4 separate regions of the Mus musculus genome follow, and regions 2, 3 and 4 are each linked to region 1. Evidence: chromatin loops called from intact Hi-C (ENCODE). Cell type or tissue: left cerebral cortex. All regions are shown on one strand. Links, peaks and the distances in the headings refer to the core of each region. The heading gives the core; the rest is flanking DNA.

The links. Peaks named below come from ENCODE experiments on the same cell type or tissue, not always from the same donor. Only the 100,000 strongest peaks of a DNase experiment are listed, where the experiment ranks them.
Region 2: a loop joins it to region 1, with 6 times the contacts of the local background. A loop is called at or near these places in 2 of 42 quality-filtered maps.
Region 3: a loop joins it to region 1, with 6 times the contacts of the local background. A loop is called at or near these places in 3 of 42 quality-filtered maps.
Region 4: it touches region 1 in a loop (3-fold over the local background); 2 of 42 quality-filtered maps call a loop at or near these places.

The regions. Positions count from the first base shown.
Region 1 is chr12:95,693,642-95,701,924 of GRCm38, reverse strand. The region is part of intron 1 of Flrt2 (fibronectin leucine rich transmembrane protein 2); the gene reads right to left. Among named protein-coding and RNA genes, the nearest start is that of Flrt2, 5.6 kb to the right of the region's middle. In left cerebral cortex, for the core only: CTCF peaks have their summits at 3,149 and 6,024 (motif pointing right); DNase peaks (open chromatin) are centred at 4,085, 4,219, 4,773, 5,082 and 4 more places; H3K4me3 peaks cover 3,854 bases; H3K27ac peaks cover 3,410 bases.
Region 2 is chr12:96,307,419-96,315,701 of GRCm38, reverse strand. No RefSeq gene overlaps it. Among named protein-coding and RNA genes, the nearest start is that of Flrt2, 620 kb to the right of the region's middle. In left cerebral cortex, for the core only: a CTCF peak has its summit at 4,349 (motif pointing right); a DNase peak (open chromatin) is centred at 4,341.
Region 3 is chr12:97,126,067-97,134,349 of GRCm38, reverse strand. No RefSeq gene overlaps it. Among named protein-coding and RNA genes, the nearest start is that of Gm40552, 110 kb to the left of the region's middle. In left cerebral cortex, for the core only: a CTCF peak has its summit at 3,886 (motif pointing right); a DNase peak (open chromatin) is centred at 3,873.
Region 4 is chr12:95,050,549-95,058,831 of GRCm38, reverse strand. No RefSeq gene overlaps it. Among named protein-coding and RNA genes, the nearest start is that of Gm26055, 320 kb to the left of the region's middle. In left cerebral cortex, for the core only: a CTCF peak has its summit at 3,710 (motif pointing right); DNase peaks (open chromatin) are centred at 2,358, 3,745 and 4,408.

The DNA.
Region 1 (8,283 bases), core at 1,025-6,024:
CACACACACACACACACACACACACACACAAGCCAAGGCTTGTGAAGGACAAAGGAATCTCTTGCATATCCTGTTAATTAGAAAAAAAAAAAAAACAGCCTATCCTAGCACAAGACAGTCATGCAATGATAAATGTTATCAACCTGAATAATGCCTCTTTATGAGAATGTAACTCTGTATTGTTATCAAGGCATTCCACACACATTAATCTTATTAGACCTCTCACCAACTCTGTTGAACTCTGCAAAGAGGAAATTAAGTCTCCAGTAGATTAAACAATTCCTACAAGGTCAAATATAGAAAGAAATATACAGACATAAAAATGCATATTGTAATTTTTCCACCAAAAAAAATGACATTTCTTATACGCTATCGTGGTTGATGGGTCAAATACTTATGCTGCAAAATTATTCAGATGAGGAAAAAACTCATAATCTTGCATAATAGCAGAAAAGTATGAATTTTTTTTAATGTTTTTAAATGTAAATATGTCAAAGACTGCCATGAAGTTTTTGTATTTTAATGAATATACCCAACTCTGATCATTTTTGTTGGATCTGTAAAAGAATTAAAATTTTTAACTCTATTTGGAGAATTTTAAATCTGCTTAATTAAAATTCAAAATGAATGTTAATTATTAACTCTGTGTAAAGCAAGGTAACTCTCAGCTTCATGATGTTGCTTATTCAGAAACTGGTCCACAATGGGAGGGAAAAAAAAATGAACTGTATGATAGGGTCTTTAAGGGCAATGCTTATCTAAGCTATTCACCTCAGCTCCCCTTTGTCTTACATGGAGTTGAGTATTAGAACCCCTTCAAAATGTCTTCATCTAAGCATCTGTGTCTAAGCTTGGGATCAAAATAAGAAAGGAAACTATCTCAAAGTTTGTATTGACACCAGAGTCTTATGAAAGTAATACCCACAACCAGCTGGGTCTAAGAGTGACAGCAACATGTGAAGCTATTTCAAGACTAACGCTTATCTAATGTTTTCCACTTGGCCACGTGACCTGGGTGAACTCCAGTGAGCAGATTCATGAACCTTCATAGAAGCCACTACTGTTTTACTCCACACACAAGGGTGGTCATTGCTCTCTGTGAACTTCAGGACCTGCTAATTTTCAGTGGTCTTAACTCCAAAATCCTTCAGGTTCTCCAAAAGTTCATAGGAGGAATCCTTTAATCTGTATGAAAGCTGGGATTAAAAATAACTGAAATATAACAATACAACCAAAATGAACAATAGCACCTATGAACTGAGCTCAACAGAAGGCTTCTTCCAAGTTTCTTGAACATTGATCCAAAATCAGCAAGAGAAGTCTGAAGCATGAAGAGAAAGCAATGGTTTGTCCCTCCTGAGATTTATCTTGGGAATGCTTCCAAAAATGGCTGAAGTCTTTAACTGATAAGCTTCCAGAAAAAAAAAAGGGGGGGAGGGGGCTATGTCCTGATTAAACATCAGGAGAGTACCTGATCAGTGTTTGGGAATTGTGAATGAGGTCTTCGGACTTCCTCAATTACCCCGGGAAGATTTTCTTTTACCTTCTCTTATTGCAGTTTGAAAACAATGATGCTGCTTTGTTCAAGGGACCCAAGACACACAAGGCACTGCACACTTCTGCAGAAACACATCCCCCATTAAATTAAGTTAAAGGTGGTATTTGAAAAATAAATAAATAAGGGAGTTCCAATTCACTGCAAATGGTACAGGAGGCCAGTAAGAAGGAAGGCTGTGAGAGAAGGGCTTCTTTTAGAAAGATGTTTTACAGGACTTTTTCTGCGTCATTAACTCTCCTGGAATCCTGAACATAACATGATGAATTTCCCTAAAAAGTAGCTACTGTTTAATTTTGAAGCACTTCAAAGAACCACAGTAGAAGGAATCAAAGAAAACCAAAAGACCCAGTAGATGTGAAATTCGCCAAAGGGTAGAGGGAAAAAAAAAAAAAGGAAAGAAACATGTAAGTTCTAACAGATTTTGACCATGTACTCAAAATACCACTGATTATTTTGCTAATACAGTGTTTTACTGTTCCGTGCGACTGAAATAAGCCTCTGTATTCATCAGAGCACAGGATATTTTTATTACAATATTTGTGTCATAGCCCTTAAAAGAGGGAACATACTTAGACCATTGAAAAGAATCTGTGTCTGAAAATTGCCCGTGAGGTGTGCCTATATGTGTATTTGATAACAGGTATTTAATTGGAGTTTGATTTTTTTATTAGACTGAGTCACAACATATTGATAACACAACGTCTACCCTCAACATGTAGTTTCATAGAAAAAAAATATGATTTCATGAAATCAAATAAATTAGGGATGGAACAATAAGGAAGATACAATAATGTTTAATTTCAATAACAATGACTGGTCTTTAGAATGTCTTTTATGTAAAACCTGCCCAAGGGAGAATAAAGGCAACCTCCTAAAAAGCCCATATCTCAACTACCAGTACATCAAAAACATGTGGAAAATGTCAGATGATATCCACCCAAGATAGAAATGGAATAAATTTTGGCTTCAATTAATATTTCAAATAATCAACCAAAACTCAGATTTCTATTTGAAAAGCCCCAGAAGATAGAGATGGATAAGGAATCAAGTATTGAGAGCCTCCTTAAAAGGGTCATCTGTGTATAAATGCCCCTCACACTCTACCCTGCCCCTCATCAGCACCTAAGTTCACAGAAGCCAAGCTGAATTTAAAGATGCATGCACACAGTTACTAAGAAGTCTAGTTTCCACATAATATGTTCTGGGCCCGTCTCAAGTTTCCCCTATTATGTAAGCACTTAGGGGCAATAAAATTTCACAGACATGCAGCAGCGGTCTTAAGACAACAGTCACCTTGAGTGCACAATTCTTTCAGGCAGTTTACATTGCTTGGATTTAATTTATTTTGATCATATTGTCAGTGCTTTACAGAATAACCATTTAGTAGGACTGACTCGATTCACTGATAACATTTTATTACTGTTATTAAATATCATTAACCATCCTGAACTCTGTATTAGAAAAAAAATGGAATTAGAAAAAAATATGAAATATTCAGAAAGATCTATGGAGCTGGTAGGTCCCCAGGCACACATCATCTGTCTGCAGATCCTGATGAGAAGAAAGAAAAACAATGAGTGTTCACTTCTCACAGATAGAGGTCACTAATGGACTGAATTTGAATCAGTGTGGCAGAAACCACAAAGTTATTAAAGCAATCCAGTGGAAAGAAATGAACTTGAATTAAAATTAAAGATACCAAAAGGTGATTAGCCAGAAAGAACGCATGACCCAAACAGAAAGAAAGCTCTTCACCTTGACTTACTGGAATGTTCTAAAGAGAGAGCCAAGGTCTCTGAGCACCAGTCTCTGAGCACCAGTCTCTGGAGCACCCTCACTCTTTCCTTGCATGCATTTATTTAGAACCCTGGGCACTGCTGATCCTAGGAGCAAACATTCGTCCTTAGAAAAGTGTAGCACTGAAGGCTCAAACTAGATGAGATGCTCCAGCGGGGCCTCTACAGAATAAGACTTCTGGATGTGGCCATCCTTAAAACCACAGCCTCACACTGGGGAACTGAATCACCGATTTAGGAAGGTTGGTTTAAATCCTAAGTCAAGCTATCTAGCAGGCCAGAATAAAGGTAAAGGACATCAGAGGAGGTTCAAATGAGAACCATGCGTTCACACTCAGATATGATCACTTCAACCCAGACCCTGCACACAGAAAGAAACGGGACAGACTCCTCTAAGGACTCCAGAGAAGGCCAGCATGACATCTTTTGGAACCTAATTTATTTTCCTGAAAGCAACCCCAGAGAACTTGCAGTGAAACCTCCTAAGTATTAAGATATGGGCCCCTTTACAAAACAAAACAACAACACGAACAAAATGAAAAAAAAACTAGCATTCCTTCTGTGCAAGGTATGTAATCGTGTTCTATAATAGCATATGAGGTTCTGCTAGAGCACAGCGGGTCCAGTTCTCTGTACAGTTCCATGGCCCTACTATCAGACACATAGGATAGCGATTGAAATCACATCTCTCAACGTCTGTCCTTCTGCCACAGATATTTACAACTTCACATGAGCGTGGGGCGCCGCACTGTCAACAGTCATTAGTAAAGACCCTGAAACGGTTAGATCCTATCTTGCTTTGATTACTTCTCAGGCTTCACAAAAAAATACAGATGAGGAGAGAAAAGTTGTCCACATTCAGCGGCAATAACACACCATAAGAATGGGCAACTTTTCTGGGTGTGCACATTCCCCAAAGATGAATTCTCCTCTAATATGGTGGCCAGCCGGCTACATGCATCTGGCAAATATCCTTGCAGATAAGACACAATCCAGTTCTAACATTTCAGATCCCTTCCTAGAATTTTATATTCATTCAGCAACAATCACACAGTGCTTGTATAAATGCCAACCCTGCATTCTATTTACCTTAGAATGTTTGGGGGGAGGGGGTGGATACTTCTTGGCAGATTTAATAAGGTCATGCCAGGTAGAACTAAGACAGAATCCCACTCCGGTATGGAAGGCATCCTTCATATTAGCTTTGGGCTGGGGGGAGTTAGACATAATAAATTTAGCAATAATCCTGTAAGCTAGTGGACATGCTCTAAGGGTCCTGGAACCCGGCGTGATTAAGTAGACTCCCGGCTGAATGGGGGAGCAATGGCTCCCATTTAGAAGAGGTTTTGCACAGCAGACACAGCATGTAAAGAAATCTGATCAGCACTTTGCACTCCTGTAGGAGCATTTACAGGGATTTGCGCCTTGCGCTTGCTTGATTAGTTTACTGTTAGCTTTATAGGAGATTCCCTCTATTAGAACTAATCAGAAGCTCTCAGAGAGATGATTTTCATTCAGGGAAAGTACTAAGAGTTTCCAGGAGAATTAATAGTGATCATCATAATAAAGATGAGAGCAGGGCCCCAAGAGATGTGTCAAAACTCTATAGGGCCTTACGGGGGAGTGGGGGGTGATGGTAGTGCTGAATCCGCTTTGCCCTGGGAGTGAGCAGTAGCTATTTTATTAGCTGAAAACCATAGGGCTGCTGTTCAGAATGTGTGAGCCTCTTCCCTCTGGTACCCTAGCCTCCTTGCACACATGAGGCCATTCTCACTTCCCCCACATCACTGAGCATCAGGCCAAAAGGGGGGAAGGGGCTGCTGTCTACAACATCAGTAACCTCAGGCAGCACTATGGACATATCCAGATCCCCTCTCCCCCTACTCATTCCGCTACCATACTCACACAGAGTAATTTTAAACTACCAATGGCTAGCACGTTTTATTTTGCCCTTCAGTGAAAATGTGAATTTTATCGTTCATGCTTTCATGACACAAGAAGGTTAAAGAAAGTAGGGAAGACTCCGAGGATGTGGATGCAGGGAAAGACAATTTTCCACTTTGCTTCCCTTCTCCAAATCAGAGATCCAGGGAGAGCTCAGAGAAGCGGGCAAGGGGCAAGGTAGAGTGAGCTTCTTTTCCGAAATAAAACTGAGGGTTGGGGGGAGGATGGAGGTGACTGAAATCCGTCAAGCTCCTCTCTGGATTCAAGCGCAGTTAAAAGTCCCTGGCTACACATTCCAAATTTCCAAACTATACAAAATCAGACACCAGCTGGGGCCCACGGTTCTCCTGAACTCCTGGGGGAGAAGGGGGTCGACTCTCGCACAGCTGCCTATCTGGCAAGAAGAAACACCAAGACACCCACCTCCTCCCCCCCCCCACTTCCCCCACCCCCCCACCCCGCCGCCGCCGCCACACACTCACACTCCCACACCCAGCTAACAGGACTGTTCAACTGCCTGCGCTGGATACCCATCCCCGGGACCTTGAACTTGGCCTCGGTCTTACTTTGAGTCAAATGTAGCTAAAACTCTGCTCTCCGAGGAAAGGAAGCCCAGAGTGGGAGACACGGTTAAGGCTGCGCGTTTACCTGCTAAGGATTTTCAGGTCTCCTTCCAGCCCCGCTGGTAATTCCTCTCAGCACAGCGCCCTCCTCCCCAAGATCCAAACTTTTGCTAGGTCCTCCAGGTGGCGGCGGCGGTGGCTGGAACCGAGCTCGGTCTCCCGCTGCGTCGGAGCCCCGGGAGGCAAAGGCTGGAGCTTCAGAGCGGTGCGCGCCCCCCGGCAGCCTGCCGGCGCCCCAGCTCCCTGCTCGCCTCGCTTGCTGTCGCCTACGTCCCCTACGGAGCCGCGGCATCCTCTTCCCCCGTCCTCCGACACCTCCGCCTCCAGGGGTCGGGCATGCCACTTTCTCTAGGCTCGGTCTGCTGCCGCAGCTCCGGTCTTCCCTCCTCAGTCTCACCCTCTCCGCCTGGCGCCCCGACAAAAGTAGGGCGATCTAAGAGGGCGGTGAAGAGCGTCCGAGCGAGTCCCGGACTGCCGAGAGACCCAGGGCTACGCGGGTCGGTTTGGGGAACCAGCTCGGTCGCAGAGAAGGCGCGGACCACGCGCAGCCGGGCGTGCAGTTCGGGCTGCGCGGGGGCGGGCGCGCGGCTGACTCCAAGTGCAGCGTCTGCGGGGCGCGGGGCTGGAGGCTGCTCCAGCCACACTGCAGCCTTGATCCGACCGGGTCAGCTAATGTAGGCTGGGAGCGAGGTCTCCACCCCCACCCTCACCTGACACCCCCTCCCTCTTGGGAAATGTTTACTGTAATGAATTCGCGGAGTCGGCTGGGCTCCTCGGGCGCCCCTCCTCTCCCTCGGTCCCTCGTGTTCTGGCGCGCTCCCCTCTTGGAGCCCTCTTTCTCAGCTCCCCTCCTCCCCTCCCACCCTTGCGGAGTCCCTCCCACTTCTCTGGTTTAAAGAATGCTTGGGAGGAGCCGCAGCAACTCTAAGCTTTCCAAGAGAAGTCAGATGGGGCTTTTAACCCTGTCCTCCCTGGAGAGAGTTAAGTGCACCCCGCTTTGCCAGGGATGCCAACTTGACCCAGCGCTGCTCCTCTCCCTCTCTCTAAGCTTCCTCAAGCGTCCTCCCTACACACCCGGAGCTTCTCTGAAAGATGAAAAATCCTTTCTCTAGTCCTCTGGATGTATGTCTACACCAGAGGAGCTATTAGACTCAGAAATGATCGAAACGTAACATGAGAGGGTAAAAATATAGCAAGTCTCTCAAACCAAAATGGCGTTATTTCACTCGCCGGCAACATTGGGGATGTGCTGCACCCCCAGTCTATCAAAGGTCCACTCAGCAAGCTTTCTTCCATAAACTTTAACTGTAGAAATTAGAGTGTGGCATCATATTTAGACACATCTACTTTCCCCCATTACCCTGCCTGCTCCTGGAAAGAGAGATGTTCCGTAGATGAGTTGTCTCCATAAATTACAATAGACAACTGACAATGACCGCTTCAAAGACTAACCAGCTCTACAGTTAGGACGTCCAATTGATACAGCTTTCTCACTTGCGAGTCTCTTTGCAAAGGTTAAAGGGTAATCTAAGAAATGGGAGACATGACTCTTTATTTGATCCACCCCCACCCCCTTTTGGCAAGGGGATGGTGGCCTGGTTTGCTCCCCCATTCATTGCTGTCCCCGTGTCTCCAGCAAGTTGTGGTCCTGTTTTAACTAGTCTGGAGACCGGCGGAATACTAACAGAAGGGGGAGGGGGAGCAAGCCGTCGCCTAGCGTTAGGCTGTAGAGGCGCACCGTGGGTAGGGCCCCGGGAAAAGCGATTTACAACTTGAAAGCTGGCCTGGACCAACTCCCTAGAGATGTCCTCTGCTCCGGGGGCTGAGAACTTTGGCAGGGGCGTTGGCTATAACGCGCTGGAGATGGTTTCCGGAGGAACCCCCGAGCGAGACCGCACTCCTTGTCCTCAGTTCAAAGTCTGAGTCACTTGGCAGCACTTCCCCAATTGTTTTTATTTCCTTGCAGTGCTGTTGTGTCTGCTACCTTCATGGATTTGAGCTCTTAAACCCTGGTAAGGCGACTTGGAGAAACGCCCGATTTGTCTCCCAAGCCACACAGGGATCCACCCAAACCCGCCGCGACTCGGGCATTCTCTCACATTGGCACACACCACTGGGGTTCAAGAGAGCTTGCCACCCTTCCCCGTGCTTTATATATACAAAGGAGGCTAGAAAACACATAGACATACCCTCGTCTGTCTTTTCTCCAAACTCAAAGTGTAACCTACAAATAACCAGGAGAGAATGGAGCTCCAATGGAGACTTTAATTTGAGAACAGATAGTGAGAGTCATCTTGGAAGCTTCCGAAGTAAAGTGCCAAGATAAGAGTGGTGATGTTGATAGCCTTCAGGAACAACTGCC
Region 2 (8,283 bases), core at 1,399-6,398, 610 kb before region 1:
GAACTCAAGAAGGTGGACTCCAGAAAATAAAATAACCCCATTTAAAAATGGGGCTCAGAGCTAAACAAATAATTCTCACCTGAGGAATAACGAATGGCTGAGAAGCACCTGAAAAAATGTGCCTTAATCATCAGGGAAAAGCAAATCAAAACAACCCTGAGATTCCACTTCACACCAGTCAGAATGGCTAAGATCAAAAATTCAGGTGATAGCAGATGCTGGCGAGGATGTGGAGAAAGAGGAACACTCCTCTTTGTTGGTGGAATTACAAGCTTGTACAACCACTCTGGAAATCAGTCTGGCGGTTCCTCAGAAATTTGGACACAGTAGGACCGGGGGATCCTGCAATACTTCTCCTGAGCATATATCCAGAAGATGTTCCAACTGGTAAGAAAGAGAGATGCTCCACTATGTTCATAGAAGCCTTATTTATAATAGCCAGAAGCTGGGAAGAACCCAGATGCCCCTCAACAGAGGAATGGATACAGAAAATGTGGTACATTTACACAATGGAGTACTACTCAGCTATTAAAAAGAATGAATTTATGAAATTCCTAGGCAAATGGATGGACCTGGAGGGCATCATCCTGAGTGAGGTAACCCAATCACAAAAGAACTCATGCAATATGTACTCACTGATAAGTGGATATTAGCCCAGAAACTTAGAATACCCAAGATATAAGAAACAATTTGCAGAACACATGAAACTCAAGAAGAATGAAGACCAAAGTGTGAACACTTTGCCCCTTCTTAGAATTGGGAGCAAAGCACCCATGGAAGGGGTTACAGAGACAATGTTTGGAGCTGAGACAAAAGGATGGAGCATCTAGAGACTGCCATACCCAGGGATCCATCCCATAATCAGCCTCTAAACCCTGACACCATTGCATACACTAGCAAGATTTTGCTGAAAGGACCCAGATATAGCTATCTCTTGTGAGGCTTTGCCGGGTCCTAGTAAAAACAGAAGTGGATGCTCACAGTCAGCTTTTGGATGGATCTCAGGTCCCCTAATGTAGGAGCTAGAGAAAGTACCCAAGGAGCTAAAGGGGTCTGGAACCCTATATGTGGAACAACAATATGAACTTACCAGTACCCTCAAGAGCTTGTGTCTCTAGCTACATATGTATCAGAAGATGGCCTAATTGGCCATCATTGGAAAGAGAGGCCCATTGGTCTTGCAAACTTTAGATGCTTCAGTACAGGGGAACACCAGGGCCAAGAATTGGGAGTGGGTGGGTAGGGAAGTAGGTGGGAGGGTATGGGGGACTTTTGGAATAGCTTTGGAAATGTAAATGAGGAAAATACCCAATAAAAAAGTTAATAAAAATACATAAATAAAAGAGGCACAAACTACAATCGAGTATTTAATAACTTCATGTTTTCTAAACATATAATTTGAACTTTCTTGGCTCACACCTTTTAGGTGTAAATCTGTCTAAAGTTGAATCAGTAAACAAAAGTGCAATGTTTAACTAAACATGTACAAATTGGTCTTTGTCTCATGAATATCAATTGCTTTGTATCTCTATTTGAAATTTATGACCTGATATTTCTCAAAAGTTTCAAGAAGGTGTTTTGTTGTTGTTGTTGTTGTTTGTTCTCTTTGTTTTGTTTTTTTGTTTTTGTTTCTAGGTATTGTTTCTAGGTGTTTCTTTCAACTATAAATATTTGGAAAGTTTTTCACAGAACAATTTCAAACTTACTAGAAAATCAACCCTGTTTTCTAACATTAGACTCAAAGGGGATAAAAACATATATTATTGATGCACAAATAGAGTTTCAGTGAGTAGAATATGGATCATTAAAAACATTCAAAATACCATGAACTGTTTGGTAAATTAAAAACATGGTCAATGGAAATAAATGTTGGAATCTATTTGGCTGGACAGCCTTACCACAGACCACTGTGGTCAAAGATGATCAACTTTATTCAATTATCCCTGAAGCAACTTGATTCTAAAGCATGAAATCAAGAATCCTGAAGTGCAATCAGCAAATGCTTCCAGACAGTTTTTAGACATTGCGTGTCTGCTAGAGGAGTGGTTGCTCTATTTCTTTCCAGAAACAGCTCTCTTTGGAAATTTAATTTTATGTTTTAAATGAAATAGAATCACATCACTTGCTCATTCTCTTTTCTCCTTCAATCCACCCCCAGCTACCTTACCTTGAACCCCTACCATGCTCCACCAAAGGTCTCTTTTACTTTGACTATATTTGGGTTCTCTCTCTCTCTTTCTCTCTCTCTTCCCGTGTGTGTGTGTGTGTGTGTGTGTGTGTGTGTGTGTGTGTGTGAGAGAGAGAGAGAGAGAGAGAGAGAGAGAGAGAGAGAGAGAGAGAGAGAGAGATTGTATGCATGTGTGTATGCATGTGTGAAAGAAACAGACATAGATATAGAGATACACAGAGAGAGAGAAAGAGAAAGAGAAAGAGAAAGAGAAAGAGAAAGAGAAAGAGAAAGAGAAAGAGAAAAAGAGAAAGAGAAATTTTATATAAATAGTTCCCATTAATGCTATGTCTGTAGCCTGTGTGTGCCTTGTTTCAAGTTTGACCAGTCTCCCAAACAATATAGATTATAGCTGTAGCCTTTTTTGTTTCCCAGGTTATGTATGGGATTTACTACTGAAGATATCACACATTTATGAAATGTGATTGAGATGGTATAAGTTGAAACTGTTCCCAAATTATCTTTCTGTGTTTTAGCTTTCGTGGATCCAGAAAATACCAAGCAATCTCACAAAGAAAGGATGTAATTAGACATATCCACCTACCTACCACACCTATAAACCAGGAAAACTATTATCGTGACAAGGTATGCATAAAGTTTATGGAGGAGGACTTGTGTCAAAGGGAAATGAAAACAGGAGAAAACAGGAGGGAAATCATGCCTGGTACTAGAAAGTTAGCTGTGATTTCTAGGGACTAGTGACACTATGGAACTTAGAAGAGATGCCACAATTACAACTTTGCTAGGATAGTGTACTTCTTCACTATATTCTAAGCCTTATATACAATGACAAATGGAGCTACAGCTGCTCACCAGAGAAGTCTCTCCTTACAGAAAATGGAAACCAGCAGTGTCTCCATACTCTTTTCAGCGTCTGTGAATTTCTCTTTTTTCTCTTTTATGTCTCTATTAATACTGCACTAAACTTCACTATCAGAGACATTGCCTGATAGTCTGAAATGTTTAAACACTCCCCAAACATTTCATATTTTTATAAGTATAAGGATAAAGGATGATGTTTTAGGAATAAAATGTAATAAGATTGTTTTATCCTCCAATAGTCTCAAGATGTATTTGCATAGAGTCAAGTTCAATGTCATCTTATTAATAAACCACAGCACTTCGTTGTGTTATATATAGAACCTACTAATCAATTAATAAGAATTTGTTATAAGCTCATCTGTATCTATGATATATTATGTTTCTTTGGATAATAATGTAATTTAACGTATCTATTTAATTTATTCTTTGAGATGAGGTGCTGTTCTCTACTTGGTGATCATGTACATACAGAGCCCTGTTTAGAAAGGTTGTGGATGACTGGGATTCCTAGAGTCTTCACGATTCTTAGCGTTCAATAGCGACTGTGTGCACGTTTGGTGCGTTTTTAACACTTGAATTGTTAAATACAGAAGAAAAGCATTATTCTGGAAAAGCTTGTCTGAAGTTTATGAGCGTGTCCACAAACTTCCTATTTTGATGTCCTTACTGGCCTCCAGAAAACCGGAATGCAAGTAACAAAGATAATAATTGCAAAAATTCATATTTAAATCAGATCAGTCCAACATATAAAGCTTTAGGTTTATTGGTTGCTCACCAGTGGCTTTTGACACCATAATAACTATATTTAAGAGTCAGAGACCTAATTAAAAATAGAGAAAGATATGTGTGTGTGTATGTATATGTATATATATATAAATATATATATATATATATATATATATATATATATGTGTGTGTGTGTGTATATGTATGTGTATATATATATATATGTATATATATATAACAGAAAGATGATAGACAGAAAAGTAAACATAAATAAAACATTTGGTATAAACTACAAATTAAGAATTCACATTGCAATTTGCATATATACATACATAATCACAAATGAATATGAAAACGCGTAAAATTGGCATTTATTTACACTGCAAAGTCAATTCTTAATGCCACATATGGTGTATTGGTAGGGAGGTTATGTCTCACTGTCAGTACAAAGCAAGGATAGCAAAGATATCTTCATTGTCCAAATGAATTCTGACACAATAGATTCAATGATATTTATGACTATGCAAACTACCCTAATAAAATTTTGTTTTTTGACAATACCCACCAGGGGGCGCTGGCGCACAGACACTGGACTGCAATGGACACTGGCTATCTAGCCCATTAAGTCAGTAATAACAACTCTCTTTGCAGGATTTTATTGTACAGTGATGACCCTGGAAAAAATAAAAAATTGTAAGCCATTTAAAATTTACTTCTTTAGATGAAAAGACTCTGTCTTCTTAAGTAAATTTGAATGAAAACATGTATTTTTCAAATTCTTGCTAACATCATTTATTGTGGCATGAACTAAAGAGCTTTCCTTGGGTTCATGATAAATATCTCAAAACAAAGAGGAGTGTTTGCTAAGGTATTGAAAATATATACTCAAATCACAATTGCCCCCCATATTGGGACCTGAATGAGCTATGTTCTTGTTAGTAATTAACTGTTTGTAACAATATAAGTAAGTAAGGTAACTATTTTTATTGAATTTCACTTAATCTGTAATCAAATAATTGCCAATGTCAAAAAGTAGTCAACTCAGAAAGTACATTTATTAAGTTAGATTTATTGAAAATTTAATCTCAATATGATGCAAATGTTATTTGTAAGAAGAACATTTGATATTGGAAGTATGGCACAAGTTTACAATCTTCAATAGAAACTGCCTCTTTCCTCTGCTACAAAGGATCATTTAATCCTGGAACACAGACCATTTTCTGACATTCTCCTATTTAAGAGTGTATGCTCCTTGGTTCTTGCATCTTTCATCACAATATTTCCAAAGTTGGGAATATGTTCCTCATTTTAAAGTCTTCCCAAAATATAGACCAGAGGATGCCATTAGATAATTGTACTATCTTCCTAAATGATGACCTTCCTTTCTTGAAAATGTATGAGAATAGAAGAAGCACTATATACGTTACCATCATCATTTATTTAGAAGAAAATGTGAACGGCGTTTTTGAGAGAATATTGTTTCCTTCCATAATGCTAGTCTCAAATAGGTATGGATAAAATTTCCATTCAGAAGTTTATTACTGATTAGCTTAATGACTCAAAGTCTTTTCTCTAGGTACCTCATGGTCTATCATTTTTCACCAAAAAGCTTATTGATATGTGTGTGTATACATACATATATGTATGTGTACGTGTATGATGTGTGCTATTACAATGGTTTATATACCACTAAGAGTCTGAAGCTTAGGGATCTAGACATTAATTTGTGAAAAGAGGAAAATGTGCATTCACACCATACGGATACTTCAAAATCTTATGAATATTCCTGAATTCTTCATTTTTCCCATGTCTCACACAAACTATTCATTGCTATTCTCGTAGGCAGTTTTTGTGTTTGTTGACATGCAGTCAATTCGCACACCATTCAACCTATATAGTATTTGCTAATAATATATTGTCAGGTAATAGAGGATATGGAAATAAAATGAATGCCTCCAGCTATTGGCTCTCCCGTCTTTTGTACCACACGTTTGTGTAAATATCTTCTAACCTCCCAGCCTGTCTTATTCAAACTTTGCATTAGTTTATACAATCGTATTGTCATCGACTGATGACATTCACGACCACACTTGCAATCTTGTATAGCTTCTCTACTCCTGGTGAGTGCTCCATTGGCTCCTGTTTTACTTGGTAAGTCAATAGCATTCAACAGAATCTACTTTCTAGTTCACAAAATACTAAGTTTATTCACCTTGTTCCCTAGAGCCTAAAGTCATTTCTCTTGCCTTATGAGCTACTCTTTCACAATTTCTTTATATATTATCACCTTTATCTGCTTTAAATCAGGAATCCCCAAAGACTGAGGCTGGAATCATATCTTCCCTGTGTGTCTACCCAGGAATCATCCCCAAATGAAATATCAAGAAACAGGAAGCTCCTAGTTAACTAAACTAATGTTTACTACTGCCTAAACCCTGACATTGCTAACTTTTTAATGTGGTCTCAATATTTGAGGAGAGACATATTATAGCATATGTGTGGTAGTATTCATTGATCACACTTTTCTATAAAAATAACTTCCAAATTGAAGCTGCATTTTATCAAATTGGAATTTCCCTTTTTTCCACATATGTTCTCAATATGCCTCTATGGTCACTAGGGTATTTGCAATTACATCTACATACAAGACAAGTTCAGGTGAGAACAGTAAAGTCAACATATTGTAACTTTGTGCTTGTATGAATTTGCTTTATATATCAAAGCATGAAAACAGCACTATTGTTAAGAACGATCTTCTTCATGACCGCTATGAAATTTTCTCTTACATATACCTCAAAGCAATTACAGTCTATTGAATAAAGACTGAAAGTGTGTCCTACTATGTGCCTAATCTGATGATGAGAACTGAATAGCTAACAATGTTAAAGACATGTGATATGAAAAGTCAGTGGAGAAAGATGGCGGTGAAGCTGGCTGGTTGGAAACGCTTGTCCATATCGTCCCAAACATTCCCTTCTGCTTTTCCCATGTGTGTTTTAGTTAATTATTACTACTGCTTATCTTGTGTTTTGTTTTGTTTTGTTTTCTGCACACTTGTTTGAACCAGAAAGTGCATTAATTTGGTTTTACAGACTTTTTATTGTTGAGGCCTGCCAGCGACCCACATGTCCGGGTTCGAGCCTGGAAAGTATCTTGGAATCTGGAAGAAAAGAGGGAAACTAGGCGGCGCAAGAAAGGATGGAGCTAAGACAAGGGTCCTGATCAAAGCTCAATTTTACTATTCAGAGACACGGGGTTATGAAGAAGGGGGAGGGGCCCATTCCCGCCAAATCATTCTTGGAGTACAGTTGCAGGTGACCACGTGTTGGCTCCAGAACAGCTAGGCAGCAGGTAGTAGCAGTGGGAGTGGCAGAAAAATAGGGTGGCAGGCTCCACCCCGATGCTCTGCTGGTGCTAACAGTCAAAACTGATCAGCCAGATTTCAGGCTGAGGAGGTGGGTGGGGGAGGTTATATTTATTTTTATTTTAAGTTTGTGTCTGGTGTGGGTATGAACAGGTGAGTATATGTGCCTTCTGAATCCAGAAGGGAGTGTCAAATGCCCTGAAGCTAGAGGTACACAGGCAGATGTGAGCCCTACAACTTGGATGCTAAGAACTGAATTTGAGTCCTTTCCAAGAGCTTTTCACCACTCTTAAACGCTTCTCCTTTCTTCTGTCCCTCCCAGGATATTCCTCTTCCTCTTCTTCTTCATCTTCTTTCTCCTTCCCTCCTTCTCACAGATCTTAGCTGTGTATACCAATTTCCTTATATTTTTCTGTAGTTCTTGTTTTTCGCTAAACTGGTCAAATATAAATAGATATCTAATTGATGTCCTGCAAGTTTCACTCTTCATCCTATCCTCATCAAAATGTCAAGTGTTTTTTGTCTCAGAATAATCACTGATAAAGGGAAGTAAGCCTAGTCTTCCATAAAGACTAAGACACATTCCTAGCTAAACTGTACAGATTACTAACCCATAAACAGGTGATGTAGACTAATAGACTGAATGCATGCATTTACTCGAATTGGATCATGGCATCCTCTTTTCACAGAAGAGAGAAACAATGAGTGTGTGGAGTCACCAAATAACATTTGTGATGAAGGTAAACACAAGTCATGATAAAGAACAAGGGAAAGAACAGATCAGAAATATTTCTCAGGGTTGGACATCATATGGATAATCTTAATTTATAATGATGAAAACAGGAAATAAATCCAGTAATAGTTGAAGGAAATTCATATGTCACCAGCCACAAATAAGTCTGGATATCATGCAGCATATGAGTTGCTATTAGCATGCCAATGTGTGGATACTGTACATTAATAGGACCATCAGTGTAAATGAGCAGTTTTGATATGATCCTTGAGGAGAAGTGTTTGATTCTAATCTAATGTATATAGTATTCAGTAATGATATGAAATTCATCTTACCCATGGTAATATTTACATATCTATTTTCTTGTTTTAAAACTTTATTTTTTAATGATCACTTTTAAAAGATCTACCA
Region 3 (8,283 bases), core at 1,469-6,468, 1.4 Mb before region 1:
ACATAGGAAAACTTTGTCTTAGCGTATAGTAAAATGGATCTCCCTGTTTAAATCATTTTCTCATATGCACAGTCTGTTTATAAAAGGGCACATTTAAGCCACTCTGTAAGGCATTACAGAAATATTTTCTTATATTCAAACTATCTTTCTCTTACTATCTTGACGGTATAGCAAAATAAATCAAGACTTGAAGAAAGGCAGCTAATTTTATTAATTATTTTTTCTCATTTCTTTAGGATGGCTAGTTCACTACATCCAAAATGCAATGTTCCTCTATTCTGCCCTTGTTCATGATTTGATTGATTGACTGATAATCACTTGCCACATTTGAATGGAGAAGAAGTGCATCAAAATGGAACACACATGTATATTCTCTTGATGATGTGTTCAAGTCTTATTTAACTACGATCGCTTTATAGATTGATGCATTTTGATAAATATATTCATTTAAACCTGTTCCACACTGGAAGACTTTATTAAAACCTGGATATTAGATTGATACAAACAAGGATCCCAGAGTGAAATATGAACCATGAAGAAGCTCATTCAGAAGAGAGGAATGATATAGAAACTTATATTTCCAATGTGCGTAGGGAGAAGCTCTATAAAGCTCTGGGTTCAGCGTATGCATCTGACATAGTACATAACAATTATGCAAGATTTGCATTAGATTCATAAGTACAAAATGATAACAAGTGCAGAATCATTTCTTACTTCAAAGGGAAAGTCAAACCCCACTCTGTCCCCAAAGCAAACTCTGCATCATGCCTGTGTTAGCTCACTCACAATGAGATTGTCTGCTTTTTACCACTTTGGTATCTTCTTTTAATTGTTATCATTCCCAAAATACAGTTTCCATGTTATATAATTTCCTTTAAAACAGTCTCAAGTCAAATGGGGGAAGAAGATGCACTGTTTTCAAAGACAAAACAAAGGCATCATCATTAAGCTGTCTATTTCATCTCAGTATTTACATGTTGCCTGAAAATCCACACAGGCAACACCTCTGGTTTTACTCCTCACTGTGTCATATTTAATAATGTGAACTATAAAGACGTAGTTCTATAAAGATTTATCATGGTTATTCTAGAGATTCTTAATGCAAAGCATAATTTGCTGGTTTTAACTCCTGTCAGCAATTTTAAATTATCTTATAGACATTTCCTTAATCATGTCTCAGAGGGACTAATTTTCATATTGTCTACCTAAGACTCTCCATTTTTTATTATTGACCTCCCAGAAACAACAGTATTTCTAGATATAGGTATTATAAAGATATATATGATTATATATATGTACATGTATACATATATATACATATATATATACATATGTATATATATATATTTGATACAGAATACACACACACACACGTGTGTGTGTGTGTGTGTGTGTGTGTGTCTGATTCAGATTTATCACAAGGAAAAATGGGATAAGATAATCTTGGTCTCCTCCATTCCTATACTTCAAGAATACTATCTACTCATTTTTTTGAAGAATTCAAAGTTACTGGATCAGTGTGGTGCACATCTTTAATCCTTGCACTCAGAGACAGAGCAAGTAGATGACCTCTGAGTTCAAGACTAGCCTGGTCTACAAAGGGAGTTCAGGCCAACTGCAGCTACACAGGAACTGTGGGGATGGAGTCTAGACAGAATACCAACAGTTTATTATTATTATTATTATTATTATTATTATTATTATTATATCACTATTACTGCTACTACTACTGCTACTACTACTACTACTACTACTACTACTACTACTACTACTATTTATTCCATCCTTGGGGAAGCAGGTCAGAAGAGTCACAAAGTGTGTACATATGAGTGGGGTTACTATATTACTATATTCAGTGTTTTCTTTGGGCCACAGAGTAATATCTCAGCATATTCATTAGTATGAATTCTGTCTCCTCTAAAATTCAAGAATACCATCTACTCATTTTGGTTTGTTTTAGCATACATAAAATTTGAGAAAGAACTTGCAATAGTACTTAGCATGCAAACAGAAATATTTTTTTTTAAATATTTTTAAAACTGGCTTTAAATAGTTGCTATCATGTCAGGAGTAGATTTCTATTAACGTAAGCACCAGGCACATTTGTGTGTAAATTTTCCAAAAAGAAAACTTGACAATTAGGTATGTACTCTCCATTTTGGTCCAAGAAATCATTTATTTCACTGGGGATATCTCATAACTGAAAATACTTGTTTTGTTTGATTGATACCATGGTTTATTCTAATGATAGAAATACATTACCTTTCTTAAAGATTAAAATGTTTTTTTATTTTCTAAAATTTGGATTTTTCTCATAAAGTGATATATGTCTGTCTATGGGCAGCTGTTTGAAAACAAGAATCTGACCTGTGGGAATCTTAGGAAGATGATGATGCATATATATTATTGTTATTGCTATTGTTGTTGATCCTAAAAAGAGGAAGAGCTATATGACTATGCTCTAGCAAGGTGTGGAAGAAGGGGATGCCCCAGCGGACCCATGCTGAGGCATCACTTCCTGCTGAGGGACCTGACATCCATTGGTATAGTATATAATAGAGTTTATTTAGGACAGGGGGAGGGGGCTTAAGAGGGTAGCAGAGGCAGAGAGAATGAGAGAGTAGAGAAATGGGGGCCAGCCATGACCACGTGAAGAGAGGGGTGAAGGAATGGGGAGAGAGTGGGCAAGATGCAAGAGAGAGGAAAGAGCCTAAGAGAGAGCTGAGGGGCCAAGCAGCTCTTTTTAATACTGGGCCAAGCCTACCTGATTATTGCCAGGTAACTGTGGGGAGGAGCATACATGGCTGCTTCCAGGAACTGTGGAACTGTGGGGGTGCAATATATTATTATTATTATTATTATTATTATTATTATTATTATCATCATCATCATCATCATCATCATCATCATCATCATCATTATTTATTCCAATGTTGATGAAGCAGGTCAGAAGAGTCACAAACGGTGTACATATGAGCGGGGTTACTATATTACTATATGGTGATTCAATGTTTTCTTTGGGCCACAGAGTAATATCCCAACATATTCATTAGTATGAATTCTGTCTCCTCTAAAGAGCCATTTTGTTTTTCACAGCCAGGAAAACAGAGAGAAAAATGAAGATATTAAACATGGAACATCAATTTCTAAGCTGCCAAGGGCTCACTCTCTTGTTACTAAATCTGCTCAAGGTTTAGTAAACCCAGATGCTTGCACCAGGATGATGCTTGGGTTTATGGATTTTAAAATCCAGATTGTTCGTAATTAAGATGAATAAATTACTTCCCCATGTTACTAAATTACTTATAATGAACATATGCAATATCATTGATGCCATGTTTTTATTAAACCATTTTATTTATTTACTCTCCAAATGTTGCCCCTTTTTCTGGTCCCCATTCCAAGAGTTCTTCACCCTATCCCCCTTCCCCTTTGCTTTTGAGAGGGTGCTCTGCCAACCTCCTACCCACCTCCACCTCAGCCCTGCCAGCATCCCCTTCCCTTGGGCATCAAGTCTCTACAGGTTTACGTGCACCCTTTCCCACCAAGGCCAGAAAAGGCAGCCCTCTGCTGAATATGTGCCTATGGCTTAGTCTCTGAGAGCTCTGAGGAGTCCTGGTTAGTTGATACTACTGTTATTCCTATGGGGTTGCAATACTGTTCAGCTCCTTCAATTCTTTTCCTAACCATTCCATAAGGGTCATGTGTGCCATTTCAGTAAGTCCTCCAATTGAGTCCCACTGATTAAAATGATTCAAGCAGTTTATGCAACTAGAGGTGACAGTTTGAGTTTTATAAAACATCTGCATTCCACCTTCCACTTTAGTTAGTAGATAAACAAGAGACCCACAGATTTTATTCCCCAGTAATTTGCCACTAGGGGGCAGCAGGTGTTTATTTAATCTAAAGTGAAAGAAAAGTGTTTTAAGCTATTAAAGTTTTTGTTAGTAACTAATAGAAGTGTTGTAATCTTTTGTCCTTTATGCATCTGACTCTGGATTAGTTTAGAAAATTATTATCAAAATAGTACATCAAGAAGTCATGAGAGGACTTGAGAGAACTTGAACTTTTACAAGAAAATTGTGAAGGAAGCATTTAAGTCTACTCAGTGGTTTAAGCCTTCCCAAGATATGCCCAAAAATCTTCATTTTAATTGCGTGCCTTATTCATGCTAAGACAACAACCATAGCTTTGGATCTATCAACTCCACATTTCCATACAAACTAAGGAATACATTGTATTCATAATTTTCAAATTACGTAGACCCCACTGAAGAGAAAGAGTTGATGTCTGAACCTAAAGCTGGTAATTGATATAGACCTTCCTCAGAAGAAAATTGAATAAATCTAAGTCTTAGGCAATACCCTGCCATCTTATAGATAAATATCTTACTGTTTCTCCTCCTGACTGTTCCAAAAGTCTTCCTTCCTCTCACACTTGTACTATATGAAAGTATCGTTATTATTGTTCTAGACTTACAATTTGTCTCCCTGTCATTGCAACCTCCCTTGTGTTGATCAAATCCCCCTATAGTTAGCATTAGTGTAACATAATCGGATGGTATTATGTAACTCTTTAATATATCTTGCAAGCCTTCTTTCTCTGAGTTTTACTTACTTATATTCCTTCATTAGTGATATTATAATGACCAATGGCTTTTTAAATAACAGATCAATTCCTTTGGGACTTTCTGGATCGTGAGCTGTACAGCTTCACTACTCAGGTTTCATATCCATTCAATGCTGCATAGGCAGCTGAAAGAGAACAGATCCAAATCTCTTGATAACCTAAGCTTCCCCACCTACATCCTCCATATTTATAAATCACAGCATCCCGACTCTCATTCATGCTACATGTATACTTCTCATTGGCTGAAGATACATTGTATTTAGCATTAATTCCTGTCAATTTTGTTCCACAGACTCTTTCCAGGATAATCTACTTCTATCCCATTATCATTGACATGACTAATTTCAGTCATATTTTCTTATGCATGGTGACAATAGCCTCCTAACTCACCTTTGCTTTCAATCTTGGTCCTCTTAGATCAGTCACAAAAAAGAGAAGTATTTTAAGAGTGAAACCATACCATTATTTGTCTAGTGTCTTCCTACTTTGCAAATTAGAACCTATCACATTCATTTTTTTTCTTCCTTTAGAAGTCGGCTGACCATGGAGCTCAATTTCAACACAATAAAAGGCTACTATCCTGCTGTTTTAAGGTTCCAAGCACTACACAGTCTTAAATATTTCTGCTTCTGTGAACTTTCAGCCTTGAGACTTCATTGTGAAAGCTGGCCTTGATGCTAGACAGATGTGCAATAATCCTACAGGGAAATGAGATGCCCATGCCTCCTGGAGAGACTGAATAGACAGAGGAAATAACATAACCATGAAGCTAATTCCTGTTCTCAGCAGCCTAGGCTGCTGGATTCAGGCTCATGATTCCCTGCACAGTACTACAGAAAGAAGGTCACAGCTCAATCCAGATACGATTACTGATTATGACAAATATAACGGATTTTGTTTTAAGCCATTAAATATTGTTTGTGATAATATAATAGGTAATGAAATAGTAATCGTGAATAATAATCATTCATTACCATTCATTAGCCCTATATATGATCACATATATATGTACATAGATATAAATATATATGTATAAATATGTCTTTCTTTGTATACGAATAAATTCTTACTTCTTTTTGTTTGTTTCAATATACCATAAGATAACAAGCTGGCAAACTATGTCTTTTGACCTTTGTGTTTCTAATACAGTACTAAATAAATGAATCAGTCACTCTTGCAAAGTTATTTTGGACTACCTTGATTCCTGACAAAATGATTTTGTCCTGTCCCTCAGAAATCTGTACATCATCAGACAGTTTTTTAGGCAAGATTGCAAGGTTTTCTTGTTCTTCTATTTCTGGACTCAAGAATACACAGAAAGAGAAGAAAAGACCCAACAACCCCCAATAAAACCAAAACAGACAGGTAAACATACCACCAACAAAACATTTAAAAACAACAGCAAAAACAAAAACTAAAAGCAAAACAAGAAGAACAGAAACAGCATGCTCGTTCAATGAATCCTTTTAATGTGTGGGCTTGAAATGTTCATTAAATAAAATCTACTATGCAACATTTAATATAAAAAAATCAACATAGTCCCCCTCTATAAAGTGAATATTCACTGTCCATTCTTCAGGGCATATTTCATGGCACATTTTCAAGATTGTGATATACCAAGAGACATTAGAGGAGATTTACTGAGGTGTTTTCAATTCTGATTTGATAAACAAGGAATAAAAAGAAAAGGTATGTGAGCAGTATTGGCCCCTTTCTATTCAATTCACCCTGCTTATAGGTATTTTCAAGAGAAGTTCTGCTGATAGAAATTTGTTTAGGACTAAAAGGCAGATCTGATTTGAAGGAGTTCTTTAAAGTAGAGACAATTGGGACCCTGGACAAGAGTTCAATTAGCAATGCACTTGATTTATGATGACTGAGTCTGAGCACTTAGAGATAAAAGCATGCTTGATGGGGATGGGGAGATAAACTTTTATAATCCCAGTGCTGGGGGATTAGGTTGATCATTGGGGCGTACTGGCCAAACAGCCTAGCCCAGTGAGAGCCACAGTGACATCCCCAGTTTCAATCACCATATTTGGGGCTCCTGAAGTACATTAGCTGAAGTTGACCTCTGGCCTCTCCCTATACAAACATGTACAGAAAATCATAAGCACACTTATTTGCACTCAGCTCCACCCCCCCACACACACAAGTTAAATATAAAAGCAAATGAGTAAATGAATGAAGTGGAGACATTGAAGCTAACACGAGAGCACCAACTGATGCTAGTATTTAACAAACTATTATACCAACCAGCTTGAAATACATGGTGTGTGACTTGTTCAGCGCTGAGATTAGTGGCTGAATCTGTTTCCTTTAATGTTTATAATAAAGATTTAAGAAGTCCTTAACTGTGGGCCAAGGACATAAAAGGGAAAACAAAAACTAGGACAGACTTTGAATTGTCATATCCAGAAATAGCCATAGGCATTGTCAAAAGATATGTGCGAATAATGAGCAATTAGAGTTTAGAAAAAAATAGAACAAATATTCACTACAAGGTTTCTTTTATTAACATTTCCACTTAGCTGTAGCTGTTAAAATTGTCCTTTATAGTTTCCAGAAGATACAAAGCCCAGAAAATATCTACTTTAATGTAATATATTATTTTATTTAACTCAAAAGAAATAGATTTCATCCTAAAAAAAATTGGGAAATACTTGGTAAAGGCATTAAGAAGTGAGCATTAAACTAAATGAGAGAGAGGAAATACATGTGATTCTCTTCATTAACTATATGCAAAATAAGCTTCTCTATCCAAGGCTGCGGACAGTACAAAGCTCCTAGTACAAATGCAGAATTTATTTTGACAACGTGGCCATTTATCTTGTTTCTCCCACCAGAGAGCTCATGACCTCTCCAGCATTTTTTTTCTCCAGGCTTACAGTACCAAGCATCCATTCTCTCTAATACAGCAAGCAGGTATCAGATTGGTTATCCCCATAACAGGCATGCCACTATTTAACCAGTGGATGCATCCTGCCAGTCCCATTGATATTGTAGCATCCAGGACTTAACACTGGGTAAGATCACTGACTTGGTTTTTTTTTTTTTTTTTTTTTTTTCATTCTGTGTGCCTTTAGAGTCTCCATTTTTTCCTGTTTTGCTCTTATAAAACCTTTCCTCCTCTGTGTGTGTGTGTGTGTGTGTGTGTGTGTGTTTTGCCCCTCATCTCCCCAGAATATTCCAAGTTATTTTTCACTGATATTGTTCTTAATTACCAGTTCCTTTGGATTATTGTTACAGTGCTCTCTGACAAGGGCAATTCTGCCATTGCTTTCATCTACAACTTTATTTTTCTTCAGAGTTCTTTAAAATTGAGTTTAGTTATGTGATCAACAACATTATTATTCTTATTTTGCTAATAGAATGACATCTTCAACAATACAGTCCATTGTCATTTCAATGTACATCCCTATTGTCATAAAATAATCACATATCAGATATTTTTGTTTGCTCAATGAATAGCTAAATCACAGACTTTATGAAAAACTAGAAAAGGTAAACTTTTGTTAGTGAACTATTTTGAAAAAAATGCATTCATTAACTTAAAATTATTCAAGAAATTTGGATGCCATGTACTTAAAATCTCAACAAAAGAGAAGTGGTGGCAGAGAAATCAATAGTTCCAGGTCATATAAGGAAGCAAAG
Region 4 (8,283 bases), core at 1,794-6,793, 640 kb after region 1:
ACCTAGAGACTTATTTTGTTATGCTATTTAAATTTTATTAACTTGATTCCCTTTTATGGTTCCTATATAAAATGAAAGAATGCCTTTTTGCAGTTACCTAAAAATTTTCAGCCACAATTATCCTTAAAAATCAGTTTGAAATGCTTCTCCTCTCTTTATTGATCTTTTCCAATGTCGACCTCTTATTTTCCTTCCATGCACGAGAGAACAAACAGTACATGGCAAGTTATACATCTGTTCCTTAACAACACTGCATGTAAATTCAGGGCAGATTCTATGCCCGATTTATCATTTATCTGCAGCATCTGATTTAACTCGTAGCCTGGAGTAGCTACTTCCTAAGTGTTCTTTGAAGTTTTGCATGGACAGGCATGCTAATTGGTTGGTTTCTAATGCATCTATCTTCAGCGTACATCAGCTCCAATTGCATTGTATATCAGCTAACAATAAAAAGTACCTTTGAGAACCTTTCAGGAATGTTTTGTAATATGACCTCATCATTGTTGTTGTCAGCAATATACATAATATAATTGAATAATAATTATGTAATTAAACACACCATGACGGGGTGGCAGGTATTTGGCTAAAATGTTGTTTGTGTAACTAATTGTGTCACCCAAAAATACTGCAAGAGTAAGGAAATACAAATACTGCTTAGAGGATTCTTTTGTTCTTTTTTAAAGAGAAGATTCAAACAAATTTACCAAAATAAAGTTGTGTATTTTCATCATAGGAACACAGAATTAGAGTTTGGTCGGTATAGTAAATATTTTACATTTGTTTAAGTTTAATTTATGTAAATAAATTTATGTCTCTTTGTCATTATTTTAAAGCACTTGTAGATGAATGATATCTATGAGAAGTCCAAAGATGTCCATATCCTACCCTATGGATCTGGTAAATATGTTGTGTCACATGGAAAGAGGGAGGTTACAGATAGAAATTTTGTTAAATACCATCAGTTGGAAATAATACCTTGAATTTATCCAGAAAAATTAAACTTAGCTCACGATTTCTTCCAAGCAAAGCATCTCTCAAGGCGATATGAACATGGAGGTGTGGTCAGAGAGATGCCAGTTTGATGCCAGAGGGACTAAGCTCTAGATAAAAAAAAAAATGTCCATCTCTAGGGAACAGGGAAATTCGAGTTACGATTTCCATGATGATCTTATTGAAGGAACATGGCCCTGCCAATGTTGGCTTTGATCTAGTGTGACTTAAACTGGAACAATTGTAAGTCCCAGTGTTCCTAATAATTTGTAATAGGAGCAAAACAAAATTACCATACTATCTTATTGTCTTTGGGCTTGATGGTTCCCTGGCTTCACATTCAAATATGCTTTGTATTTTATTCCTGACTATCATATTTTGGGTCTGTTTAAAAGTGAGCTACATTCATACCAGAGGCTTCTGTTATCCAAATGTATGTATTTGATACACTTCAGTAAAACCTCTCAATTCACTGCTTGAGCAAACTCCTGTCCTTCCACACAATAGAAATCATTGCTTGCAAAGCTCATGCCATTTACTTCAGTTGAAATCTGAATGATGCAAAGCATGAGTAACAACATAATAGGACCCTCATCTTGTAATCTGGATAGATGTGTGCCATGCTTTGGAAATCAAATATTGTTCCCCTTGACGTTTTGACAAGTAATTTCGACAACAATATACATTTGGCTAACTCATGAATGTAGTACTTCCCGTCCCCCGGATAGTGCGGGGTTCGCACTATACTAAGAATGACAACAATTATAGAACTGACGAGCATCTGCCAAGTGAACAGATGGCCTTTCAGTTTAGAGGAACAATGGCAAGGAAAGAAAAAGCAGAGGGGTGTGGTGAAGGAGATGGTAGGGTGGGATTTAGAAAAAATTATCCCTCAATCTTAAACAACACTGACCAAATGCATGTTATAGTTTGCTATGGAAAAGTATGAAGAACCAGGAGAAAACTGCTGTTTACTAATGACCCTCATGTGATTTGTAAATCTTGTTGACCATGCACATGAGAGCCACAAGAATAGACTTATGTAATTGTAACATTCTTAGATACAGAAACAGCTAATTTAAGTGTAATCAATGGGAGGTTGAAGAGAGGTGACACTTTTTCCTTAAATAATCTCTGTGTGCATCTCTTTAAAAGAAATATATTTTATTTTGCGGGACAACAAGCAAAAATAATGAGAATTAGAACTCTACCCCTATGAATCTTAAAACATTTGTATAGATACTCTTTGTAAGAACAATGAGGTAACCGTCCTTGCTGACCATTTTGAGTAATTCTATTTTGATTGAGGGAGAAAACATGCCAAGTCCTGAAATGTGGGTACCTCCTTGCAAAGATCGCAGCTGCAGGGGTAGTGTGTATGTATGCTTGAATTGGCATGTACATTTTCATCCATATAAAGAAGGACCTACATTCTTGCTGTGAGGAATATATGTGACAATTGATTTATGTATGTTAGAATTTATAACTTCACAAAATATCCTCACACATTAAGAATCTCTGTGCATAAGCAATTTGTATGCATAGAAAATTGAAACTGACTTTTGGGTTATATTGAGTTTACAATCTGTACTATGATCCTTGCCTTATCAAAACAGCTCTTCAAGCCCTGCAGATATTTCATTTCTGTACTTGGTAGAATAAACAAGTGTATGCGTGTGTTCATATATGTATTTATTTTTACATATATGGGTGTGCACATGTCTGTGCATGTATGTGGGCATGAGTGTAGAGGTCCAGGGTGGTGTCAGGTACCTTTTTTGATTTTTCTTTCTATACTAAGACAAAAATCACTTTCTGAGTGAGCCTCACAAATTTAGCTAGTCTACCTAGCAAAACATCTCTGCTGATATACTGTCTCTCTCTCAGTGCCCTGGGATTATAGCTATGCTGCCAGGCCTACCAGTTATTTTTCATGGCTGTTGGTAATCTGAATATAGTTTCCCGGGATTTGATGACATTATGTACTGATTCATCCTCCATTGTATTGTATTGACAACACTTTTTACACCCAAATATCAATTTAGATGCCAAAAGATCAAATAATAATGACAGCTATTTCTTAGGCAAAGTATTTAATTTTTAATTTTTTTTCTTTCACTGAAGTCCCTCAAGAGACTTGAGACCCCGTGGGGTGAAAAGGCCTGGCAAGTGGTGGGAGGAATGGGAGCATCCTCTTTGAGACAGAGGTAGGGGGTTTAGGGGGTTGGAGAGAGAAGGAATGAAATGAGGAACTGTGGAAGGGCAGACCCAGACAGAGTAATGACTGGACTGTAAAAAATAAAAGTAATACAATTTTTTTCTTATATATCACCTTGTATAATATTCAATTAAAAATTGTTATCTAGATATGGGTTGCTATTTTTGCACCTTGTAAAGATGATAACATGTTCAAGGCCACAAAATTAATAATTGGGAAGTTATTGTTGAAGGCCACGTTTACATGATTCTATTTTCCTTAGGAACTGTCTTCAAATAAGAATGGTAATCCGAGGCAGTGATACTACACAAACAGTAAGATTTCAGTGACTGAGCACAGTCATCGGTTGTGAGGATGATAAGCTGGCGTTAAGTCTGAAGAGACATTCTATCTCAGAAGATGACACATAGAAACAAATGCCTTTGTTATAAAAGCTATGTTGTATTTATGTTGGACCTTATTAAGGTTCTGCCTCCAGAGGGAGAAAGACTACATGAAAGAACACCTACGGGATGTATTTATATCCCACCCCCACACTTATGATTGGATCAACACATTTCTGCTTTTACATCTTTACATAAAATGCAAGAATGTGGGTGCTAAAGGGAGGCTGGGTTTGCAGTGTAGCTGTTTGGTCAAAGATAAGCAGAGATTATATTGGATATCTAGGCATCTCTTTAATACATTCCTTACTGAATCTTATTGATATATTTGTGAATGGCAAGACATCTTCAGCCTGAATCTCCAGGGATTTGTTCAGAGGCTTTAGACTTTTGCCTCAGCCTCATCTGACCTACTCTAAGGGTTTGCAATAATCTTTTGTCCTATTCAACTCTGCCTGTAAAGATGGCTTGATTTGCTCATATGATTTAAAAGGTTCTTTATGAATCACGTGCTTACCTTTATATATTTATGTGTTCCAGATTTTTCTTTTTAATATTTACAAGTATTTATTATCATTATGTAGCCAGACTTTTGGCTTATGGACTCCCTTCTCTACCACCCTTCACCCTTCCAACCCTCCAATACTACATAGGAGAGAAAGAAGCCTAGAGGAGAAAGGAGGTGTGAATCTCATTAGACTACATCCAGCTGATTAGTGGTGTCAAGTTCCTTCCAGCAATGTTGATCCTGGTTATCAGATTATCTCCAACCAGCAATCAATAACCAGCAAGCAACAGCAGCAGCAGGAGCAGGGCAGCAGCAAGCCCAAGCCTCCCTCGGATCTAGGATCTTCTACACTTTCAAGAGTCTCCAGAGTTCCAAATGCCATGCACTTACAAGAATTATCTGCAGTTGGAAGAATCACATGCCTGCTAGAGCACAAGGTAGATCATGGTTGGCTGCTGTGGACAATCTGAAGCAGCTCCATATCCTACAGTTGGGATTAAAACAAAACATATTTTTATAACATTCATCTATTTAAAGACATCAAAATTCTCAACACAGATTTATATAAGAACTTACTGTTTTATTTAATGAGCTCTCTCTCTCTCTCTCTCTCTCTCTCTCTCTCTCTCTCTCTTTCTCTCTCTCTGTTTTTGTGTGTGTGTGTGTGCACGCGAGCACACACACACACAAATATTGTACACACGTGCAGAGAACAAAAGGCAACTTGCAATAGTCAGTTCTCTACTTTTAACATATGAATCCCAGGAAACAAACTAAATTCATCATGTTTAGGAACAAATCCTTTCATTTTTCTGAGTCATCTTGTCATCTCCCTTTTTACTGACTTCTTTTGCAGGGGATACTTAATTACCTTTTGTGTTTAATTTTCATTTGTTCAATGAGAGGTGTGGAAAATTAACAAATAAATGACAAGTTACCTTATAGCCATCGAGTCCCTTATAGCTGTAGACTGTACCCCAATGAGCACAGTCAATTGGAAAAAGTATTTTTATATTTTTCTTGCTGCTTTATTCACGTATCTCTATATTTCACATCAAAACTGAGTTCTGGCTTTTGGGTGTGGGGCAATCAATTCTTCTTGCTACTCTTGTGGTTAGAATGAGAGAGCTTCCCCACAGTCTTGGGCATTTGCCATTTGGGGTGGTTTAGTATGACTTTGGTGAAGGAGGCATGCCCCTGTAGATAGGCTTTGTGGGTTTAAATCACTAAGTCACTTTAATTTCATTTCACTTTGTGCTTGAGTTCAAAGATGGGTGCTCTTAGCTGCTTTTCCTGCTTGCATGCCTTCTGCTTTCTTCCACAGTGGACAGATGCCCATCATGCTGGAACTGTAAGCCCAAGTAAACTTTTCTGCATTTATCATAGTGTCTTTTGTTTTGGTTTGTTTGTTTGTTTGTGTTTTGTTGTTGTCCCCAGAAAATAACAATCTCCTTTAACAATGGGTCTTGAGTATTTTTCTCCACTATCTTTGGCTCTTTAAATTCTATACAATCTATATTTTCTACACTCCTATGGTTCCAATGAGAAAACTCCACAATTGTTTTGGCTCTTTGAGTCTGTTCTATGACAAACAGTATTTTACTAAAATGTGAAAAATACATATTATTACAATTTCTGTGACAATTTTAGATTCAGATAAGGGCTAATAACTATATTAGAGGGAAAGAGATTCCACGTGACTGTTCTAAGAGAAGCTGAGAGCTCACACCTTCACACAAAGTGTGACACAGAGACTAGCAATGACTTAAAGGTTAACCTCTCAAGGCCCATGCCCAGCAACATCTTTCCTTCAGAAAGGACACTAACCTAAGGGCCTAAACATTCTCCAATAACACCGCTGTCTAGGCAGCAAGTGTTAACATGACTGGGATTCTGGGTTCTCTGATCTCTGTTATCCTACTGTACCTCAATGAACCCATCAACATTCTTGCTAATGTAAACTCTGAGAGAAACCTGGTGTCAAGAATACAGTATTTACATTTTGATTACATAGTCGTATTTATTTTTTGAATGTAAGACTTGCTTCTGTTAATAATTTAATGATTTTCATCTTTGTAACACTTTTCAAAATAACAATCCTCTTACTATATTCCCAGTTTTAAAGATAAGAAAATTGAGTCTTATAAAAAAATATGTATTTTCCAAACTATGTAACTGGTAAGCTTGTCTTTCATAAGTTGAGCCTAAATCTTGTATTTTCCTAATACAACCATTAGGAATTAGTTCCATGTGTCTTAACTGGCTTCACTCCTCTAATAATGTGATGCACTGTTTTGTGCTACTTTGAAGTCTTATATGTATAATGGGACGTATGGAAAGGTATGTGAATCCCATAGTCCTTAGTATTTATTGACATTTTATTTCTTATAGCAGTGCATCTACACAGTCTGGTTTAGGGCTATTTCCTAATAAATTTACACTTCAATTTCTTCCCGAGATAGAAAAGCAAGGGTCTGTAGATGACTTACAATTTCTTCTTCCACTCATCCATTAATTTGCTGACTTATAATTTTCCCTTATTCCATAAACTTGCATTCTGTAAGCACTATGGCTGCACCAGAATAATGTGGCACAACTATTACTGTGATGAATGCCACAGTATTTCAAAGGCTAGACATAGAAATAGCTTGTTAGAGTCGGTGTAGTAGTGTCACTTCATATACATGCATAGTTTGTTTTAACAACACGAAATTGAGATACATTCTGTAGTTTTTGTGTTAGGAAGATTATAATTATTTTACAAATGGCTAAACATACTTTTATAGATTCTGTAGAATTTCATCACATAATATTTGGGAATAAATCAAATATACCCTGATCAAAAATAAAAAATGGCCAAGTATTTTGGATACTATTGAAAATATTTGTATTGGTTACTTTTGTATTGCTATGATAAAATGCCATGCCCAAAGCAACTTATAGAAGGGAGGGTTTATATGTGCCTATAGTTCAAGAGCACTAAAAAACAAACAAATGAACAAACAAACAAACAAAAAACAAAAACAAAAAAACATTTCTGAAGACCTGAGAGTTCACATATTGAAATTTTGTTCAACATTTTGCAGAAAAAAAAAAAAAACTTTTCAGGAGAGAGAGAAATGACAGAGTGGGGCATGGCACTGAACTTTGAATCTGCACATTTTCTTCAGCAAACTCATACCTCCTATACATACCCAGACAATGCCTCCAGCTGAAGACCAAACATTCAAATGCCCAAGGCATTTATCATTTAAACCACCAGAGAAGTTCAAATTTATAAATATAAATTTTACAGGTACTGTTAAATAGTCAGTCATTAGAAAAATCAGAAGCTTATGTAAATTTTTGGTTCCCATATTATGAAACCCAGAATAATTCTTACACACCAAGCAACACTTAAAACTGACTAAATTACTTTGTGGGTAAAAGGAAAAGCATGGAACCAGGGATCACAAAAGAGCAGTAGAAACAAAGTGCAGAGGCTAAATCTTAGAACCTTGACTATTTAGGACTGAAATCAATAAGCTAAATTAGTAAACAGATCCAAAAGCATGAGGCAATGAGACAAGCCAAATTGGATGTTTTAAAATTGAGAATGAGATGTGGTGATGAGAGAGGTTGGGATGGGATTGATAGTCTGTCGTTTTTAACTTGAGGCATTTGTGGATTAATCATCTTGGAAAACTATATTGAGTCTGAATAGGAATACACAAAAAGAAATGGAATTAAAGAATACATGAAGAATTGAAATTGAATTGAGCATCGTGGAAGACAGTAGAAGTTATCAAACTAGATAATGTAGATATGAAAACTCAACAGAAAACTGGACAAAGACTCCACTGGAGCTGACCTAATAAATTTAATTAATCTAACAATGTCAAAGGGAAAAAAGCATAATGTAATGAATCATGAACTTCCAAAACTAATTTTCAAAAACGCATGTATCTTCAACTTCCTTTATAGTATTAGTATCAAGTGTAAAATATCTTATACAGTATCCCATGCATTTGTCTCTATAATTGTCTCTTACCCTAAATACTTTTCTTTGTGGTAGAGCTTCTGTGAATTCAGTATGTTTATGTTTCAAATCTGAGCTCTCCTGATATACTCAGGAGAACGCATAAATATTTCAGACACACGAGGAGGAACTTCCATTTAGTACAACAAAAGACACTATAAAATAA